2 separate regions of the Homo sapiens genome follow, and region 2 is linked to region 1. The links are chromatin loops, found by intact Hi-C in ENCODE. Cell type or tissue: heart right ventricle. All regions are shown on one strand. Links, peaks and the distances in the headings refer to the core of each region. The heading gives the core; the rest is flanking DNA. Region 1 overlaps HECW2 (HECT, C2 and WW domain containing E3 ubiquitin protein ligase 2). Region 2 has its middle 8.3 kb from the start of HECW2.

What was found. Peaks named below come from ENCODE experiments on the same cell type or tissue, not always from the same donor. Only the 100,000 strongest peaks of a DNase experiment are listed, where the experiment ranks them.
Region 2: a loop joins it to region 1, with 2.5 times the contacts of the local background. A loop is called at or near these places in 6 of 110 quality-filtered maps.

The regions. Positions count from the first base shown.
Region 1 is chr2:196,308,052-196,319,332 of GRCh38, forward strand. HECW2 (HECT, C2 and WW domain containing E3 ubiquitin protein ligase 2) reads right to left here. Exons shown (of 29, transcript NM_001348768.2): 9 at 10,501-11,281; 10 at 9,223-9,318; 11 at 1-34. Among named protein-coding and RNA genes, the nearest start is that of HECW2-AS1, 54 kb to the left of the region's middle. RefSeq lists an enhancer at 10,258-10,759. In heart right ventricle, for the core only: a CTCF peak has its summit at 6,846; a DNase peak (open chromatin) is centred at 6,929; H3K27ac peaks cover 1,502 bases.
Region 2 is chr2:196,596,211-196,607,491 of GRCh38, forward strand. No RefSeq gene overlaps it. Among named protein-coding and RNA genes, the nearest start is that of HECW2, 8.3 kb to the left of the region's middle. In heart right ventricle, for the core only: a CTCF peak has its summit at 5,494; a DNase peak (open chromatin) is centred at 5,431; H3K27ac peaks cover 990 bases.

The sequences.
Region 1 (11,281 bases), core at 2,580-10,579:
ATCCTGCCGTGGCTGTCAATGCGTGCCTCCCAGTCTAAATGGCAGTGAGGCACCGAAAGGAATTAGGAGGAGGAGCTGAGATGATTAATAGGGTTCATTAAGTTTGGCATGTGTTTTCTTTCTCTGACATGCTATAATCTGAGACTAATAACATACATCTCACTGCACTATCCCATACTTCTCCCCAGTTCACTCCAGAATCTGTTGTGACTGATTATTTAGCCTATCCTGTGCATATAATACCAGTCCCTTAAATAATCTTTAAATGTAGAGAATCTTTCCAAATTTGCCCACAGTGCTCACCCTTCACGTATGAGCCCCAGCATTTTAAAAATATATGTAGTTGGTTTCATAACACTTCAGATATTCACGTCAAAATGGGTATTGATGTTTATTTTCACCAAAAAAACCTGATTTCTCCATGTCTTTTCTAGCTTCAATGAAAGCCTCATAGCTGGAGACTTCCACACGCATATTCATGCACAATTGTAGTAAATTTAGTCCTCAGAAAAAAATAACTAAAATAACTATGCTCGCCTAGTGATGAAACAGTATCATTATCTACAAACTTCTATTTGCACTTTTCCAAAGATGACTACATTTTCAGAGCAAGTGCAATTTCTTGCTTCCCAACCTCAAATAAACATAACGTTTTAAAAGATTAATTTTATTTTTAAGTGTGTTAAATCTTTCTAGAGAGATATACAAGTGAATGTTCAGAAGGCAGATTGGTCTTCAGAGTCAGACACCCCACCTTTGTGACTCTCTAAAAGGCCATTCACCTACTGAAATCCACAGAGCATGAGCTGATCTTTTCAAAAGGCAAAATTTTGAAACTTATTACAAGTGTGAAGGGTAATTTGCACAGGAAACATGAAAACAGCAGAAATCTATTCTTTAACCAGGAAAATTCTTTGTGCATTTATATTTTTGTGTAAGTTATTTTTTGAAATTAATAAGCATTTTTCTCCTGACACATTCAACTATCCCAAAACTGTCCATGTGATCACATGCTTATCAACAGACACAGTGGGGCTAATCCTGGAGACCAGAAGGAGGGCATATTTTCTCCTGACCACCTATGGCATTTGCTCTGTAAGGGAACAGGGTAAGTATCCCAACAGAGTCCTTAGGGTTGGAAAGACCTGCATGGTAGAGCTCAGCCTGCACCAGACCATTGCTGAAGGCCATCACCTCAGCTAGGAGCAGAAAGACATCTTTTGTTGATCTCAGCACATTGTAATTTATGACAAATGGCAAAAGAAAGAGGAATTGGGCTGAACAAAAGCACCACACAGACAGCAAACAACTCAATGCCATTCATGTTCCAAGGTAACACAGACTCTACCATGAAACACCCTGCCAAATCTGAATTCTTTGGGCACTGCAGTCCCATCAATAAGACATTTTCAAAAGACCTCACGCCCAGCCTGTTGATATGCTCACAAATAGCAAGTACATTAAAGCATCTTCAGGAACCATTTTTCAAAACACTTTGATTTATTTCACTGTTTTGCTCTGCTCCTTGCATGCTTTTCCATCTCAAAAGATTTTGGGAACCAATTACCCCATCTCATTCCTTTCTCATCGGAGTCAGGGTAATTCAGGCACATAGACATCAAATCAAATACACATGAAAAGAAATGACCAATTCTTCTCCAAAGAATGTTTACAGTAGTCCCAATTTTAAAAATGTAGAATAGGTCAATTCAGGATAAAAAAATAGAGACCAACTAGACCAGCTAAAGGAAACAGAGAGAGAAGATGCTGCCAAACTCCCAAGATTAGATTATTACTAAAATTTGGCTCTTAATTTTCTGGCAGTTATGGCAGAAAAGAAAACATATTGTTGCATACTTTCCATTTTCTGACAAAAACAGTGAAAGAAATTCTCAAAGATGGAATTTTTTCCTGGAACTAACAAAGTAGGAATTTACCAAGTGAAATATGACTATGGCTTGCTTGAGGTCTATATGTATAGCAAAATGGCTAGGTGGAAGAGAGAACAGCCAAATTAATGTGTCTTGCACATAGCATGTAATAAATGAAAAAATAATTTAAAATGACACAAAGCCACAAAAAAGAATGATTCTTGTATTCATCTTCTACAAAGGCCAGTAATAGCCTTAATTTATAGTTCAATAAAGACCTTTCAATGTGCAATGGGGAGAATAAGAAAACAAGGACCAAAAATTTGCTTTCTAAGGTCATGGAACACTGAACACATATTAAAATTATCCCTATCAAATACTGTATCTTCACACTGATGTAATTACTCAAGACCCCATAAAGACAAATTCTATAGTGCCAATTTCAAGTGAATGCTTGGCTCTGAATCAGGAAGGGCTGTTATGCTATTGGTTTATCCATGAACTACATATCCACTTCTACCCACGCTGTCAATATCATTCTACCCAGGCAAAGGCAGCAGAGGTGCCTGCAGGAAGGTTAGCTCTCTGTTGTATCTATCAAAGTTACTTTGCTGGGTACAACTGCTCCAACATCTTATATGTCTTTATATTGGGCCTGGTTTGTTTTTGGTATAAGAAAGCATATGAAAACTCATTTCATAGCATCAAAGTTTCTTTCAGATAGACAATGCTAAAATGAGATAGGCAGAGTTAGAAGGCTGAGGACTTAACATTTACTTCCTTGTCTTGCCACATTGTCAAATATGTTATATAATCAGGGTGCAGTGAAAACGAGAGCAACGATTTTGTGTGTGTGTGTGTGTGTGTTTTGCACTGAATTGGGAGGTAGAAGGCCTGATTTCTGGCTGTGGCTTGACACACTTTCACTACAAGACCTTAAAAAAAGTCACTACACCCCTATGAATCACAGTTTTGAAAAATTAGAGGACACAATCAAACAATTGCAAAGGTCTCTTCCAGTTCTAGTATTCTAGGAATCTATAAAATTATGCCCATTTTATTATATTAAGTTCAGCAAGAACCTAGTAACATTTTATGTCTAGGCTAGCCTTACAGGGCCAGGAGATTTGAGTCCCTGAGGGACAGGGCTCCACAAACACCTGACAATCCTATTTTAGCCATGACAGCTCCAATGTTATTGCTGTGTATATTGGTGTTCCACATAATATTTCATTTGCATAAATAGCTTCATGACAATAATAAGGTTTGAAAACTATTACCTACAGAAATGTTTCTCAAGGTAGGTGGACTCTGACAACATGTGCCAGAATCACTTTGAGGATCAATAAAAATGCAGATTCCTATGATGCACCCCAGGTCTTCAGAATCAGACTATCTGAAGCTAGGGCTCAGTTATCTACACTTTTAACAACCTTCTCGGCTTATTCCTAGACACACTAAAATTTGAGCAACACTGACACAAATTAATAAGAACTTAAAACAGTAGCTAGTTTGCTGAACAAACCCATGAGGCAAATGCTAGATTTCTCAGAGACCATGAAATGGGGGCTCACAAGAAACTAAACCTCAGCGGCCGGGTGCGGTGGCTCACACCTGTAATCCCAGCACTTTGGGAGGGCAAGGCGGGCAGATCACCTGAGGCCAGGAGTTTGAGACCAGCCTGGCCAACTAGGTGAAACTCTGTCTCTACTAAAAATACAAAATTCAGCCAGGGGTGGTGGTGCATGCCTGTAATCCCAGCTACTCAGGAGGCTGAGACAGGAGAATCACTTGAACCCAGGAGGCAGAGGCTGTAGTGAGCTGAGATCACGCCACTGCACTCCAGCCTGGGTAACAGAGTTGGATTCCATCTCAAAACAACAACAACAACAAACAAACAAAACCCTAAACCTTGCCTAAAATCCAGGTGCAAGTAGACTCTTAGACACCCTAAGACTTAAATATAAATAGGCGCTTTTCAGTGGCTGGACATGAAGGGAAAGTCGGAGAATTAGAAAGTGGGTAAAACTACTCCAAGGTTACTGTCACAGCACTGGTCTCCTCAGCAGGGAACAGAGGCAGGTAGAACGTAAGGTCTTCAGAGTTTACAGTTTTTAAAATCAACATATGTGGGAAGGGCGCAGGGTTGTTTCTGTGATCCCTCTGCTCATCTCATCATCCTTTCCCACTCCCTTCAAATCAGACCTCGGTCTCCACTGGACCACTTGGCTTATGATCGGATGAGGTGTGAATACATCTCAGTGGATGCTGATATTGAGAAGTTAACAACTAAACAGCATGAATTACAACGTATCAGGGATGGGTGGGGGGGTGCTATGGGTAGGGTTTTGAATTGGTTATCATTGGATTTAGTAAAATCAAGCACCTGATTGTTGTGAAATAAATGTATAAATCCACTATAAAAAACTATAATAACCACAGGTATCATCACCAAAATGGCGAGATGATTAAGTTCTAATGAACTAAAGGTACTTTCAAGGAAAATTATAAGCTTTGTGATAAATGACAGATGACAGTGTTTAAAAATATTTTTTTCTTATTTGAACACTCAAGGAAGTAAAATTCCATTTGTATAAAGTACAAAAGTAGGCTAAACTTATCTATGACTTTAGGAATCAGGACGGTAGGTCCATTTCCCCATACGGAGTTGCGGTCAGTGATTGAAAGGGGGTACAAAGGGGACTTCTAGAATGCTGATGGCGTGGCCTGCCATGTATGTTTAGTAGAAAGAATTCGGGAGGCCATATGTGCTCTTTTCTGCTATTTTATTTGAACAAAAAGTTTTTTAAAAAGTCAAGTAGTTGCATATTTGGCACTTTAATCTTCAATTTTTAATAAGGTAGCTTTTTAGTTTAAAAGTATCCATTTTTTCCTCAAAACAAAGTTGTAACCTTAGAGAATAAGAGTCCCTAACCCTAAACATAGTAGAAATTCTAAGTTTAGATTAATTATACTTTTCAGATTCACTGCATGGTTTTAGGCCTTCATTTTAAAAAATACTTTAATAATGAAAGTATACAACCACAAAAATGATAAATGTTCCCCCATAGTTTGAACCCCTCACATAAGTAATAGACGAGTCCTAACAATATGCAACATCCTGGGATCCTATCAGAGTCCACTAACCCAGACTGTTCATCTTGAATCTAGGCCTATTCCTAGAAAAACTACCATTTTGGGGGAAAAACGTTTATACAACAATTCCATATTGTCTCCAATGCAGCAATGGGTTAAGTCACAATTACACTGGAATCAATAAGAGAAAAAGAAAATAGTTTTTCAGAGGGGCTGGGCTGGCGATTGTTTTTTCACTCATCTTAATGCTAAAAAGACCAACATTTGTCACACCGATAATATTTTAGAGGGCTTTAGCCCTCAACTACCTCTAGCTGACAGGACCATCAGTAACATCAGAATGAGAAGATACAGAAAATTCTTAAGGCATTCTGGGCATAATTGAGTCCAAGCTACTTCCCTGGGAGGCTCTCAACAGTGTCATGCTGACTCCAAGGCCTGGAACTTTCTTATTTTTTACGAATCATTAGAATATCTCTCAACCAGAGCTGGAGTTACACAAGCCACCAAGGCCACAGTGCACTCTGTGTGGTCTAAGGCAAGAGTAAGATTTTGAGAACCAATTGGTAGATCACCATCACCACTGATCAAACTTAGTACTAAGTCCAAGATCTGTTCCCTTCTTGAGATGGGAGAAATAAGAATGAAAAAAGAAGAAAGCAAACAAGTAAATCCCTGAAAATATGATGAAAAGGTGCTAAAATAACAAGAACAACAATAATAATGATAAAGAGAAAGAAAAAAGAATCAAAGCCAGACACAGTGGCTCGCACCTATAATCCCAGCACTTTGGGAGGCCAAGGTGGGAGGATTGCTTGAGGCCAGGAGTTCAAGGCCAGCCCTGGCAACATAGTTAGACCCCTGTCTCTACAAAAAATAAAAACACAAAAAAACCAGCCAGGCATGATCATGCTTGCCTATAGTCCCAGCTACTCAGGAGGCCGAGGCAGGAGCTTCACTTGAGCCCAGGAGTTTGAGGCCGCAGTGCACCATGATCATGCCACATGGTGGCCATCAAAGCTCAAACTACACTGCTTCAGTAGCTTGTCCCTAGGGTAGAAAGAGAGTGACCTGCACAGAGAGGAAAGGTGCTGCTGGGTCTAATACAGATGCTGAATAGAGCACATCTATCTGGACCACATGATGTTGGCTCAAACCCCTGCAGCCACTTCCCTAATAGGTGAGGGGCCTCCTTGGGGAGGGCCTCTTTGCATAACTCTATCCCAGAAGAAGAGAAAGCTGAGCACCTTTTGAGTCTTCCTGGTGGGTCTGACCTCAAAGCACTGCAATATATTGAAGTTTCAGTGAAACCCCCAAACCCTCTGATGTGAGGCATTGGTGGTGCCCAATAAATAACATATCACCGTGTAAGCCACCCTCTGCCTCAAACCAGACTTTCAGAATTTACATTCATCTACCCACACAATAGGCCCTTCCCTTCCAATCTCAGATCAGAATACCTGATAGAGGAGAGGGAATATTTGAGACTCTGTGTCAACTTTTACTTGCATGAAATCTTAAACAAATTACTTAATTTATCTGGGCTTCAGTTTCTGCAACTATAAAATAAAAGAATCAGATTAGCTGACTTCTGTGCAACAACCTATTAATTACAGACAAGACCTGCTTCACCTACCTCACAAAATTATTGAAAGAACAAAAAATAAAGGAAAGCATGCAAAAGTGTGCTTTGTAAAGTGTAAATCACCGCAAAAATGAAGTTATAATAACTAACAGTGTTAAAAATCACAACTGTTAGCCTTAAAATTCAATCAGGTCATTTAAGAGATGGGCCAATCTGCACGATCCAGCCAGACACCCCAAGCTGAGCCCAGAAGCCACAAGACACCACAGAGTGTAGATGCCACAGCTGTAAGTCAGACGCATGACCAGAGGTGGTAGCAAAGTTGTCCAGTTAGAAAAGGAGGGCAGGGATCCAGCTGAGGTGAGGACAGACAAGTAGCAAGGGCAGCCAAGCGATTAACACTGTCACAAGGATGAGACACACATGGGAATGGGAGACAGAGCTGAACAGCAATCAGGTATGCTCAGATCACAATCCAAAACCTATCCATGAGAATACACATCCCCAGATTTGCAAGTTGCTTGGTCCTACAGCACGAGTGTATGAGTGTGTGTGTGTGTGTGTGTGTGTGTGTGTGTGTGTGTGTGCATAACTTATATTTTTAGAGGGAGGCATCTTCACTTCTGAGTTTTTAAAATATAAAAATTCTGTTTATATTTTACAAAAAAAAGTTATTTACCAAGTATTAAATAAATTAGCACAGATAAGTGTTTCTTAGAGTGCACACTGTTGAATTTTGGGTGGGACAATTCTTAGTTGTATCAGACTGTCTCCCCATTGCAGGATGTTTGATACACTGGCCCCCCACCCACTAAATGCCAGTAGCACCCTTCAACCACTGTTATACTGAAAGGCCACCCCACCTCAACTCTAAACATCGTGTAGTGGGAGGCACCCCCTGCCATCACTGAAAACCTCTGAATAAGAGGGAACACTTCTTAAGAATTTTTCTCCTGTTTGTCAGTCACTGATTAAATACCATGAGTCACTAAGTTGCCTTTACTTTTGCAAATACATCAACTCATTAAAAGGAACTGCCAATTGTAAAAAAAATTTCCCAAGATGTATCTACGGGTGTAATGCAAACACCAATATTTAAACAATACATTGAGATGTCACAAACATCTTATGTCATTTATGAATTATGGTCATAATTTCAGCAGGAAAGTATCTGTCTTTATTAAATACAATCAGGAGACCAAACTTGTATACAGCAAAAATTACAGCAATTGGATGTGGCTAGGAAGACGTGATTTATCAACACACTTCTGCAATGCTCCTGTCCAACCCTCTGAAACTCTAAATGACTATTAATCTGTATATACATAAAAATAAAGCTCTCCCAGAACTCTCTCCTAGTGTTCTGAATTTGTTTTGCTCCAATTATACCTAAATATCTTCCAGAAACATTTTCCTTTTTTGACTCATCTTTTCTCTAAAGGTTTACCAATTGTTTTATCAATAAGGAAGTTTTCTGTGGCCCTCTCGGGTCCCTGGGCCCCTCTACCTGCTTAAGATGATACAAGGTTAATTAATCTCTCAGTCCATTTTATTTTAAACTGCTTAAAATATGTTTGTTATGAGTCACGGCCCTTAGTTATCCAAATAAACAAACAAGGGAAAGATCTGTGCCCAAAAGAATTTCAAAAGGATTAAGCTGATATTTTGATAAACTCTTCATAGTACCATTCAGCTCTTTTGTCACTACTTGCCAGACTAATCACTCAGAATTGTAACCCTTTAAACGCGTCCCCTCCCTTCTTTATGTTCCACCATTTTTAAAACAGAGGAACCAAAGCATCAGCCTGTTGTCATGGTCACATATAAGATGGGTAAGTGGAGGGGGTGAGCAAGAAGGGAAAGCGGTAAGGCAAAAGGGTATACCTTCCAGTGTTTTTTTTAAAGCAATGTTTACCAGGCTTTATCAATATTCATCAAAATGCATTGCTCTCATAGAGCTACATCTCTTTAAAGGACTGTCGAAATTTAAATAGAGTTTACACTTCATTTGGATTATGATTGGCTAAGGGTATCACTCATACCTTTGAATACAGATTATGTAACTATATCCCAGCATCCCTAATCCTCCACCATTTCTCCTTAAGTGCTAAGTGTTTTCTGAAAGTGAAATAAATGAAATGTCTTTCAAGTCCCCAGCTAATTGTCCTATCCCAAATAACTAGTAGACTAATTTCTGAAATTAACAATACTTCTCGCATATCCCTAAGAAAAAAAATCAGAACCTTGTGCTTAATGATTTTAAATGCTGTAAGTGAACAAAAAGGCAGTATATTACATAGAGTGAGGTTTTTCTAAGAGAGTGTACCAATTTGTCTATTAGCTGAAAGAACATTCATGCTGTGGTTAGGCATAATTTAAAACAATTCTATTATGCACCCAATTTCCCAAAATATCTGGATCTACCTCCATTATTATTTACCCCATGGGCAACACAGGATTTACAGCTGCCCTTTCTTTCAGCATAATGGTGCCAGAGAAGAGTCATTGGCCTAGCACGTCCCGGACTACACCTGCTATGTCAAGTGGCAACCCCCAGATTCCTTCCGCTTGAAGACCATGTATCCATCTTTTGAGACTCATGGGAATGGGTCTGCCTGTCACCTTTCACCGTTTGATTAAGGTGGGCCCTTTTAACTAACAGGTCCTCACTTGGTGGGAGAGCCTCGTCCACCCTCTGGTACCGGCTAACATCCTGGCGCACTGAAGGTAGTGATCGCAGTGGCTGGTGGCCGTTGGCTTGAGAACCTAGGATTAAAGGTAGAAAGTTACCAGGTATTGTTTTCTCTTTCAGTATCAAAACAGACTCTATACAAAAAACCTAACATAATTCCCAAGGCTAGTTTCTTTTCTCTGTTTAGTCTCATTTCCCATATGAGGACCTAGAAACAAAAGAAGAGAATAGGAGGTGAATGCTTAGAAGAGGGCTTCCTGAAGAAATGTCCTCTGCATGTATCCCCCGCTCCTGCAGCTTCCCCTGCCTCATCCCTCACCCATAACGGCCTCTGTCCTGGTCATGCGCTAATGCTTTAGGGTCACATGGTGGCTACAATATAATGAAGGAAACAAAATTTAAAAAAAAAAAGGAGGAGGAAGAAAAGAAGGGGATCATGTAGGTAGAAAAATACATTACAGAAAAAGAAAATCATTCCTATTTCTGAGTTATGCCAGCCAGACATATGAAATTGCTCTTTGATTTTTAATGCATCCTTACAGGGCATATTAAAGGAATCATTCTAGAGAGCTGCATTCACTGAGCGTAATACAAATTTCAGGTGTAAATTTGTGTCCTTGGATACAAAAACAGCTTATTCTCCAAGTCAGAAGACATCACCTAACTTAGTTGACATTCCTAAATTGTAGAAGACAAAAACACTACCTTTGATGCATAGCATACATTAATCTTCCACTGTGAAATTTTAGAAAGGAAGAGTGGCTAGGTGTTTCTCATAACCTTTGCAGATTACACTAAGGTTGAAGCTGCCAGCCTGTTTGGTTGTGTATCTACAAACCCCGGTTCCAATAGAGACCCATTATTTAAGTTTGAAGATTGCTGTTTAACAGGCCTGTTACTTCAGCAGCAGAAGAGCCATTTTTTAAAAGAGCACTGAATTTGAACTCAAGCCCATCTGGATGCAAACCATGCTGCCTTCTTCCTAGCTATGTGATTAAGTCCCAAGGTCTCCCCGCTCAGAAACAGGAGGCCTAATCTAGAGGAAGGGTTTCAGCTGCCCACTCATTTGTTACCTGTTTCCTTCTCTTCCTGGCCCTGTTTTCAATCTTGCCTCTCTTCTTGCCTGCTGAACCTCAAGGTGAGGAATTCAGGTCATATGTAACCTGCAGCCTTATTTACATTGAGGGGAAAACTACAGAACTTCTCTCTGCACAGCTACGCTCGAGCCAAGAGCCACAGTGGTGTCCATATCCTACCTCCAGTAGCGCCCTCCTCCTGGGCAGTTGCCCCTTCACAGGTGCCTTGGGCCTCCCCAGCACTGCCTTCTTCTTGCGGTGGGCTCTCGGCAGCAGCTGCAGCTCCCTCCAGGCTCCCCCTCCGCTGCCAGACCTCCCCCAGCTCCTCCTGGTCAGGTACAGTGGCCGATTCTGCCCCTGGCCCTTCATCCTCCCCACTGGGCACCTGTACCACAGGTAAAGAACCAGCAGTGCACACGGATTCCTGCGACCCTTCGGCAGGGCCACTGCTGGTGGGCTCTGCTGCACAGGCTCCGTCTTCCTCCTCCTGAGAAGAAAAGGCTGGGGTTTCAGGAAACCGTGCGCTCTCAAGAGAGGAGCACCGTGTGTCCACAGAGGACAGCTGCGTGGTCACACTCTCATTGCAGGAGCTGTCAGCGCATTCCAGGTCACTCTCTCCCTCAGGCCTGGTGCTGGCTTCGCTCACACTCTCTGTCCTGGCAGGATCACTGGGTTCTGTTTCAGAGGACACCTGGGAAGGCTCAGAGCCCTGATCGAGAGACTCGGTCTCACTGACGGCTCTTCGGCTTCCTCCTGATGCATCGGAAGTCCCTGTGTCTGCGCCACTTGTGGGCTGATCTACCTCTTGAGAGCCACACAGTTCAGCACTGCCCTGGTCAGCACTGGGTTGAGGCTCTGGGCCGCCTTCACCTTCCTCTGGGGCTGGGCCTGCAGGTAAGGAGCTCTCTGCAAGCTCTGGAAGATTTTCTGGCTTATCCTCAAAGGAAGCAGCTTCGTGTGT
Region 2 (11,281 bases), core at 1,371-9,370, 290 kb after region 1:
CCAAGGTTTGTGACTGCTCCTTCTAAAGCATATGGCCAAAGCTAAACCCAAAGGCAGATTCCAAGAAACTTATACTCCAGCCCTCTTCCAACAACACAGAAGGAGCCTGAGAGACATGTTCATGTGGTCTTATATTTTTATAAAAGCTTCCAAAGTAAGATATTTTAATCTCAAGCGATTTGCAGTGGACTGAATGTTTGTGCTCCCCCAAATTCATGTGTTGAAATCCTAACCCCTAATGTGATGGTATTAGGAGGTGGGGCCTTTGGGAGGTGATGGAATAAATGCCCTTATAAAAGAAACCCAAGAGAGCTCTCTCACCCTCTTTCTGCCTCTTGAGGATACAAAGAAAAGATGGCAGTCTGCAACTGGAAGAGGGCCTTCCCACCCACATCACAACCACACTGGCACCCTGATCTCATTCTTCTGGCGTCCAGAACTGTGAAAAATAAATTTCTGTTGTTCATAAGCCACCCAGTCTAGGATGCTTTGTTATTGCAGCTTGAATTAAGACAAGACTGCTGTCCCTTTTCATTCTAACTTCCGTGTTGTCCTAATTCCCCTTGTTCCGAAAGAAGTGGAGTGATTGTGGACATTTGTGGGGATCTGGCTAAAGGGAAGTTGAATTGGTTAAGTGGAATACATTTATGTGGTCTGTGGGCATTAAAGTTGTGACAGTGATGTCTATTTTGACTGTGCAAAGACAGTCACTTGGGCCCTTCAGTGTTGTGACACAAAGGTAAAGGGATGGAAATTATACCACCAAGTATTAATAACTGCATACTTCAGCACCCAGCACAGAAGTATATGGGTAACGGGGTAAATGATGTTTGAAATGTATGTACGGATTCAGAACTAGAATATGGAAAACCCTCCCACATCTTATTGTTTATATGTGAAATAAATTTAATAGTGATTTTCCTAAATTTTGAAACAATCCTAAAAATATGTTACTTTCCCAATAATGCATTGTGGACTGAAAAGAAACTCCTCTAAACTATCAGTAATAAAAACAAATTTTAGTCAACTTTACTAGTGAAAACACTGGAATATCTATTAACTCTATAGAACATAATGTCACAAAATCATTTTCATATGAAGAATAAATCAAAGAGTATAAAGCCAAAATACGTAGGAAAGACATATCACAGAGGTATGTCAGGCAGTTAATTAATTTAAAGATCGTGGTATTTTTCTGTATTTGGTGATCTAATACTTGTAAGGTTGTTTTGTTGTTGTTGTTGTTGTTGCTGTTTGGTTTTTTTTTTTTGAGATGGAGTGTCACTGTCGCCTAGGCTGGGGTGCAGTGGCGCGGTCTTGGCTCACTGCAACCTCCGCCTCCCAGGTTCAAGCAGTTCTCCTGCCTTAGCCTCCAGAGTAGGTGGGATTACAGGAACCCACCATCACATCTGGCTAATTTCTGTATTTTTAGTAGAGACGGGGTTCAACCATGTTGGCCAGGCTGGTCTCAAACTCCTGACCTCAAGTGATTCACCGGCCTCGGCTTCCCAAAGTGCTGGGATTACAGGCGTGAGTCACCATGCCCAGCCTTATAAGATTTTTTGAATGTGCGAATTGTTGTGATTTTTTTAATTCTGGATATATATTCTTTTCAGTACCTCATTTTGTATGTATAATGTGTATTTTTTTTTTCTTAAAAAGTGTCTTGAATTGGGAGTTCAAGACCAGTCTGGCCAACATGGTGAAAACTGTCTCTACTAAAAATACGAAAAATCAGCTGGGTGTGGTGGCAGGCACCTGTAATCCCAGGTACTCAGGAGGCTGAGGCAGGAGAATTGCTTGAACCTGGGAGGCAGAGGTTGCCGTGAGCCGAGATCATGCCATTGCACTCCAGCCTGGGCAACAAGAGCGAAACTCTGTCTCGAAAAAAGAAAAAAGAAAAGAAGGGAAGGGAAGGAAGGAAAGGGAAGGAAAGGGAGGGGAGGGGGAGGGAAAGGTGGGGGCGAGAGGGGAAAGAGAGGGGAAGGGGGGAAGGGAAGGGGAAGGGAGGAGGGGAAGGGGAGGGGAAGGGGAAGGGGGGAAGGGAAGGGGAGGGTAAGAGGGGAAGGGGGGAAGGGAAGGGGAAGGGAGGAGGGGAAGGGGAGGGGAAGGGGAAGGGGGGAAGGGAAGGGGAGGGTAAGAGGGGAAGGGGGGAAGGGAAGGGGAGGGGAGGAGGGGAAGGGGAGGGGAAGGGGAAGGGGGGAAAGGAAGGGGAGGGGAGGAGGGGAAGGGGAGGGGAAGGGGAGGAGAAGGGGAGGGAAAGGGGAAGGGGAGGGAAAGGGAAGGGGAGAGGAAGGGGAGGGGGAGGGGATGGAGAGAGGAGGGGGAGGGGATGGGGAGAGGGAGGGAAGAAGTGTCCTGAATTGTATAATCATCAGTCTCCACAGAACCTGAATCTGTCCTCAGTGTGACCTAATCTGTGTAGTATTCAAAGAACGGGAGCTTCCAGGCCAGGCACCGTAGCTCACGCCTGTAATCACAGCACTTTGGGAGGCCGAGGCAGGTGGATCACTTGAGGTCAGGAGTTCAAGACCAGCCTAGCCAACGTGGTGGAACCCAGTCTCTTCTAAAAATACAGAAATTAGCCAGATGTGGTGATGGGTGCCTGTAATCCCAGCTACTCCGGAGGCTGAGGTAGGAGAATCTCTTGAACCTGGGAAGCAGAGGATGCAGTGAGCCAAGATCACACCACTGCACTCCAGCCTGGGTGACAAAGTGAGACTCCATCTCAAAAAAAGTGGGAGATTCCAACTGAAGAGGTGACTAACTTAAGCACAATATTGCCTTGAGACAGTCATTTCTGTAGTATTTTATCTGTCAACAATCCTAAGAGAATGAATTAATAGTTACAGCCAGGGAATTTGTAGAATGACCAAAGGATATCCATTTGAATGCCAAAATATATTCTTAGATGTATTATGACTTTTCTGCCTTTTTAAAGAAAGTATACTAAAGATAATTGACTCATTATTTTCATAGTGGCTATGATTTATTTATCATGCTCTAATTCAGGGATACTCTTAGAAGCTTCTATGTAGAAGTGGTCTTGCCCTTAGACTAAATGGCCTCAGGCTTCTATCGGTTTTTTTGTTATTGTGGTACTTTAAGAGTAACTTTTTCTCTAGGACCTCGCATTTTTTTCCTGTCACCGCTCATTTTTTTCCTTTCTTGATAATCTTTCTTATCTCATTCTAATTTCCTGCTTGTGGTTTTATATGGAATTGATAGACTAAATAAATATTAGAACTTTGTCTAAAATGGCTTGTGGGAGGGAGGAGGTTCAGTGGATAATGGACATGAACTTTGGTGCATAAATTTCGTGATATCTATTTTGGTTGCTCAGTATCCTTTCTTTCTGTCTTCCAGTTCTCACTCATTACCAATGATGAGAATCTCTGGGTTCTCCATTTCACATATCCTTTAAGTAAATATTTAATAACCACTTACTAATGAGAAAGGATCTCTTCTAACTATTGAGGATGCAGAGGTGAAGGGAATAGACAAAAATCCCTGCCCTTGTGATGCTGATTTTCTAGTGGGATAGGGAAGCAGAGATCAAATAATAAGCAACATGTGGCAGAGTATCAGTGTTTACAAAATCCATATGCTCTTCTACATTTTCCATCCTCGTTTGCAATTAGGATAGCCATGTGACTACTTCTGGCAAATAGAACTTAAGGAGTTTTGATGGGGCTCACTTGTGGCTGTGAAGATTAAGAATATAGTGTGACTTCTCTCATTCTCTTTGCCTTCACTGGAAACCACAGGGGCCATGTGTTGAAAAGGTATCCTCACAAAATGGAAGGAGACTGGATCCCTGAGCCATCATTTGGTGGGGTCCTGTAATGTGAGCAAGAAAGAAAGTGTTAAGCTACTTAGATGTCACCCACACTCAGAGACTTCACTCATTTGTCTGCCTAAAATGGATATTTGGTGACCAGAAGGCAATATATTGGTCTTTACCAGTAACTATGTCCTTCTATATGTTTCCGAGGCTTCCTTGTGTTAAATGGCAATGTGACTAACTATCCAATGAAATGTGAGCAGAACTAATATGGGTCACATCTGGGCCGAGATGGTGAATTACATAACGTGCCTTCTCTGTCTCCCTTTTCCCCTTCCCTAGAGACCATGAAAGGCCACATTTTGAAAGATAGCAGCACTGCAACATGAAAGTCTGGCTTTCTGAGTTCCACTTGGAAAAGAGCTACCCAAGAGAATAGCTCCACTTACCCCTAGACTTGTTACATGAATAAGAAATAACCATTTCTCATGTTAAATCACTCATATTTAGGAGTTAGTTGTCAGAACTGCTAGTGTTACTGATCCTAAGCACAAATAAATCTAAAAATGTAAATTATGTTCACATAAGTATAAGAAAAGAAGATAGAGATAGAAAGTTTTCAAGGGGTTGGAATATTAGATAGTAAACACCCTCCCTGAGAAGATGACTTTTAAATAAAGACCGGAGAAAAAGAACCAAACAAGCAGTCATGTGGGGGGAGAGCATTCTAAGAAGGAGAAACAGGCCAGGTGCAGTGGCTCATGCCTGTAATGCCAACAGTTTGGGAGAGCAAGATGGGAGGATCATTTGAGTCCAGGGGGCTAGGTGAGGAGATTACTTAACCCTGGGAGGTCCAGGCTGCAGTGTGCTACGATCATGTCACTACTGTACTCCAGCTTGGGGAACAGAAGAAGACTTTCTCAAAAAAAAGAAGAAGGAGAAGGAGAAGAAGGAGGAGAAGGAGAAGGAGAAGGGAAACAGTAAGTACAAAGGTGCTGACTGTATCAGAGATTCTGTCCACCATCACCTTGTTTTTAAGATTCTTTACAGTAGTATTTGCCCATACCAAGTTTCCAAAAAATATATTATTTTTATGAGCTTCATTCATCCATTTATTCAAAAAAGTTAAGTATTCCAGTATTCCAGGGACTAATACAAAGATATGAGTTTAATGTAAATATAGTTATGATTCTGCTGCAAAGGTATTATTACTATTAATACTTATGTTTCATTTTGTTTTGTGTGTATGATTTCATCTTTCCTGCTTGGTAACAAAAACTTTTTTTTAATCTAAAAAAAGAAAGCCAACCTGATAAAATTAGTTGGCTGAAAAAATATAATGGTTAAAGGATTCTATTTAGATTAATTCTCAACTTGTTTAGTTTGGCAAGCCTCAGTCTCCCAGATTTGTCTCCACTCTCAAGCTAGTGGCTGGGAGGAAAGGTGGCAATGGTGGCTTCTGTGATTGCATGACAGCGGCTGGGTTGCTGGATCCAGCTGTCCTCATGGCATCCTTGAGCGTGCCGGCCTGTCATGGGGAGTGGCCATCTGGGTTGCCTGGACTGCAGAAGGTTGACTGGTCCCACCCTGGTGATTCCACTTATAGCAACTGACGCCTGTGGCTGCTGTGACTCACAGTTTGATCTCACAGTTTGATCTCTCAGCTTGCACGGGGCCCTGCATTGCTCCCTAGCGGATTTGACCTCCTCATAGTTGCTGCTGCTGCTGCTGCTGCTGCTGCTGCTATAGCTTCCTCTAACATTTAGTCACATGTGCCATCAATTCCATGGCCTGGGCTCAGTAAATAAAGTTAAACTCAGAGTTTCTCTCTGCCTAACCATGACACTGCACCCCTGAATTTACTTGGCTACAGCTGCTCTCAGGTTGGCAACAGGGCATCCTGTAAGGCAGTCTCCTTCCTAACCCTTAAATATAAGCTGAAGCAAGCGTCCCTGCCCTAACATATCCACTCTTCTGGGCCAAAGCCCAGAAAGGGCATATATTTTGAGGAATACATCTGCCACACGGTGGGCCTCTCCTGTCTGCCTTATCCCATGACCTGCGAGACCTGGAAGAGATGTCTTTGCTTTCACCGCCCCTTCCTGTTTACCTACGACTTCCTCTGGTCAGAAGCAGAGCCTCTGGGCTTCCCAGTGCCTTTATGGCATGTGTTCCCTCCCAAACGCAGCCACACTGCTAAGCCTCCATGGAGGTAAAGATGGGGAAAGAGGTCTGCTAAACAATGAGGGAAACTAAATCAGGAGGTATTTTTAAAATATTACACTCGCATTATTGGCAAAGGGTATTGAACTCAGTAAGTTCACTATATAATTTCTCTTTTGAGGAATTAGTTGCACTATTATTCTAACTTAATTGTGAGGAAATTGAAGCACAGAAAGGATAAGTCATTTACCAGGATCAGCACCAGGTTTTGAACTCCTCGTGCAGTGGTTTTTCTACCATGGGGTATTGTCTCTTGTGTTAAGCTAAGATAGCTTTAAAATTACTTCTTTCCTGAAGACACCTCAAATTAATCTCACTCTCATTCAAATTACTCGCTTGCTCAGATTTCTTTTGCATTTGTTTAAATCGTTTTTTTAAAGTTTCTTACCTTCTTATTGTTTTTATTTGTTAGTATATTTCATGATGCTACTACCCCCTTATAGCATTTTCAGTAATATTTATATAGGAAAATCCCCAAATCACTTTTTGAATGAATATATATCTTCACGACTTCCTGAGATGAGAAGGCAAAATAAACAAACATATAGAAAGAGATCCCTGAGAGGATAATACTTTGGTTATTATCCTCTAATATTTGGTTACCATCTATAACAATATGGGTGAATCTCTTAAGCATAATTATGCATCTAAGAAATATCAGCTGGGCAAGATGGCTTATACCTGTAATTCCAGCAATTTGGGAGGCTGAGGTCACATGAGGTCATGAGTTCGAGACCAGCCTGGCCAACATGGTGAAACCGCGTCTCTACTAAAAATACAAAATTAGCCAGGCGTGTGGCGGTGGGTGCCTGAATCGCAGCTACTCAGGAGGCAGAGGCAGGAGAATTGCTTGAACCTGGGAGGTGGAGGTTGCAGTGAGCCGAGATCGTGCCACTGCACTCCAGCTTGGGTGACAGAGCAAGAGTCTGTCTAAAAAATATATATATATGTGTGTGTGTGTGTGTGTGTGTGTATGTGTGTGTATATGTGTATATATGTGTATGTATGTACATATGTGTATATATGTATATATGTGTATATATACATATAGTGAATGCTTTAAAAAATCCAAAATGTATAATATAATTTACCTATTTTTTCTTGTTTATAGAAAAATATATCAGATCAACTCAGCAATTCCCCTTGGCTCCAAATTCTAACCTAAAACTTGATTCTGTTTGTTGAGAAGAAGACTGGGTGATGCTACAGTTTTTGGCCAAAGGAAAGACCTTTCCCAGAAGCTGTATCATTACTGAAACTTGGGCCAAGGAGTCTATGTTGTGATTTAGGACACAGAGGTGACAGCTGATGCAGCAATTAATCTAAGGAGAGCTAAATTGAAACAGAAACATAGAAAATACATTGCTAAATTTAAAGTGTGAGGTCCTAGAAAAATCATATAAAATTAAGAATTTTAATTATGGTGTCATTTTTAGTGTTATTCTTTACCTATGTCCTGTGCCAATGTTATACTACACAAAACTTATCCTTTGGCACTGGTTGTCTCTTATGCCAAGCCAATTCTCTGGGACCCATGTTCTACCCTTCCCTGCCCTTCTTTGAGTCCTGAAAGGCTGACACTATGGACTGCACAACAGGCTCTCTTGCCCTCTGGAACTGGGGGAGGTTGGAGAGGAGGGAGAGAGAAAACTGAGAGTGGCCGGGCGCGGTGGCTCATGTCTGTAATCCCAGCACTTTGGGAGGCCGAGGCGGGCAGAACGCAAGGTCAAGAGATGGAGACCATCCTGGCCAACATGGTGAAACCCTGTCTCTACTAAAAATACAAAAATCAGCTGGGCATTGTGGCACGCACCCGTAGTGCCAGCTACTTGGGAGGCTGACGCAGGAGAATCACTTGAACCCAGAAGGCAGAGGTTGTGGTGAGCTGAGATCGTGCCACTGCACTCCAGCCTGGGCAACAGAGTGAGCTTCTGTCTCAAAAAAAAAAAAAAAAGAAAGAAAGAAAGAAAGAAAAGAAAAGTGAGAGTGATTTTTTCCTCCCCAACTTCCTCCTCGACTTGGTGATGCAGGTCCAGCATCCCTCCTGTCAGTCCATGCCCCTTCCACTGCCCCAGCCCTCTCTGGACTCCAGGGACATCCTTGCCTTCCCTCCTCCCTTTGTGCCTATGAATAGTAGCAGCATCCCAGTGTTGCAGATCCCTGGGTGCTTCAACATTCCTTGTTAGTTTTCTTAACCCTGCCCAAGCCTCTGCGAATAGATGTTTCATGACATTATGTACAACATCCCAGCTCAACATGCCTTCTATTTTCTGCTGAGCTTTTGACAGACATTCTTTTTCAGGATATTTACACTCCAAGAAATGATAGATTCAGACACAGTTAGAAGTACATTTAGAGTAGACAGTCTTTACAGTTCAGATTAATAGAGTTTGAGTCAATACAAACCAAATCAATTGCCATCAGGTCATTTGAGACCTAGCTTCATTGAGAATTTTTACTTACATTTTGAAGGTTCAAAAATTTTAATTTTATCAATTTACCTGGAGATAATGGAACCATAGGGAATCTATTTATGTCAAACAAACCCATAGGACACTGAGTGATAATTCCAAAATTCAATTTATTAACTTGCAGAAGAAAATCTCTGGCATCAAAACTATTAGGCCATCCACCCAGGGTTCTCCCTTCTGGTGGGTAATACTGTTTAGAATCTGAAATAACAGATCAGATGTTTGTATCGTGTTGAGCACAGAGTTAGAACTAGAGGCGCTGGATATTTTTAAGGGAGTTTCCCATGAATTTATGTTGACATATGAATTGCTGTTATATACACAAGTATATGCCTACATTTAAAAAACAAAAAACAAAAGCAAACACAGTACCTACAGGGAACACTATACAGTAATAGGGATAAACAAATTATAACTACATACCAATACGTCTTGACTTATGATGGGGTTACATTCCAATAAAACCATTGTAAGTTGAAAGTGGGTTTTGACTTACAATATTTTCAACTTACAACAAGTTTATCCAGATATAACTGCATCATAAGTTGAGGTACATACTGAATGCATGTTGCTTTTGCACCATGGTAAAGTGGAAAAATAATAAGTAGAACCATTGTTAAGTCAAGGTCTGTACAACCATTGTCTGAAACAATATGGTTGAATCTCCCAAGCGTAATGTTGAGCGAAAAAAGACACAAAAAAGCATATATTGTATGGTCAGGATAGCAATTACCTTGGGTGGGGAGGTTATGATTGAAAGAGAACCATGAGAGGGGATTCTGGGAAGCTGGTGATGTTACCTTATATAATCTTGGTGCTAGTTATACAGGTAGATTCATTTGTGAAACTTTATTGAGCCGTACATTTACAATAGGGGCTTACCTTTTGTATTTATATTGGAAGCCAATGAAAAATTTTTAAAAATTACCAGTACCACTTTTAGAACCAAAGCTTGCTCTCTTTCGGAAAATGCTATAGACCTACTGACAAACTACCACCCAACTTCTCCAAGGGGATACTCATTGATAGTACTAAACGCTTCTTCCGTGACATTATTTCAAGTAATAACATCCAGTGTTACAACTATTTTACATTAGCCTCTTATCATTTTCGGATATCTTCCAGATGAAACATAACACTTTTCTGGATGATAACACTCTTTTCCCATTCACAAAAATGCTTAGAAATCATTTCCTAAGCTTGGCTATTTCTGGAGAGTCCCATTGATGTGTTTCAATTTTTAATCTCATTATTTATATGTTTATATGTCTTCTTGATACATAAGAGCAGTGATTTGTAACCAGATGTGTGCCTTGGAATCACCACACACACTGAATCAAAGCCTCTATACTTAGAGTCTCTGCTGTGCTCTGAATGTTTGGGTCCCTCCAAAATTCCTACATTAAAACCTAATGCCTAGTGTGATAGTGTTAGGTGGTGGGGCCTTTGGAAGGTGATTAGGTAATGATGGAAGAGCCCTCATAAATGAAATCGGTACCCTTATTTAAAAAAAAAAAAAAAGCCCAGGTATCTTGTTTGCCTCTTTCACCATGCAAAGACACAGCTAGAAGATACCATTTATGAACCAGGAAATGGGTCCTTACCGGATACCAGCTCTGCTGGGGATGGGATCTTGGACTTCTCAGCCTCCAGAACTGTGAGAAATAAATTTCTGTTGTTTATAAGCTACCCAGTTTATGGTATTTTGTTATAGCAGCCCAAACAGACTAAGACAGTCTCCTCCCACTTTCTTGTCATACATATTTTGAGAATATGTCCCAGGTGAATTGTAACTTCCATAGTTAAAAACCATGCTCCTATGTGAACAGATATTTATATGCCAATGTTCACAGCAGCATTATTCATAACAGCCAAAAGGTGGAAACAACACAAATGTCCATCAACAGTGGAATGGACAAATAAAATGTGGCATGTACCTACAAAGGAATATTATTTATCCTAAAAAGGAAGGAAATCTTGACTCATGCTACGATATTAGTCCAAGTGAAATAAGCCAGACACAACAGGAAAAATATTGTATGATTCTATTTATATGAGATACCTAGAGTAGCCAAATTTATAGAAACAGAAAGTATAATTGTGGTTGCTAAGATCTTGCGGGGGGCACGGAAGTGGAGTTGTTGCTTAATGAATACAGAGATTTGTTTTGGAAAGGTGAAAAAGTTCTGGAGCTGAATGGTGGTGATGGTTGCAAAACAATGTGAATGTACTTAATGCCACTGAACTTTGTATTTTAAAAAAGATGGTTAAACTTGTTAATTTTATTTTATAAAAATAAAATTATGCACACACAATACTATTTTCCTGTAGTCTTATTTAGCTGACTTTATACCAAAATAAGCTAAGGGGGTCACACTATTGGAGGAAAATCATCAAATCAGGCCTGAGGGACATCTAAGAAACTACCACGGTGCCAGCAGCTCCCCATTTGAAAGCCAGCATTTTTCTCAGCTTTGCATATGGACAGAGATCTGCACCATGGCCGCTTTGGTTTTTGTTTATTTTGTCTGGCTGTTGACTTGTGGGACCAAATATTGTGTGCTCAGCCTACTGGCTACATCTGGTTCCTTTAGCTTGTTGATTAAAAGCAGCCTCTTATCTCAATGAACTCCTTAGGAAGCTAAGCCCTATCTGGCAACGGTTGCCATGCCAGAGGGACTTTGTTTAAACATCATTCAAGAAATGAAACTAATGAGCATTAAAGAAACCTCACAATAATGAATTTCTTTTCACTTTGCCTTAACTCTTTTAAAGAAAATATTGTTTTTCTCTGAGCATAATA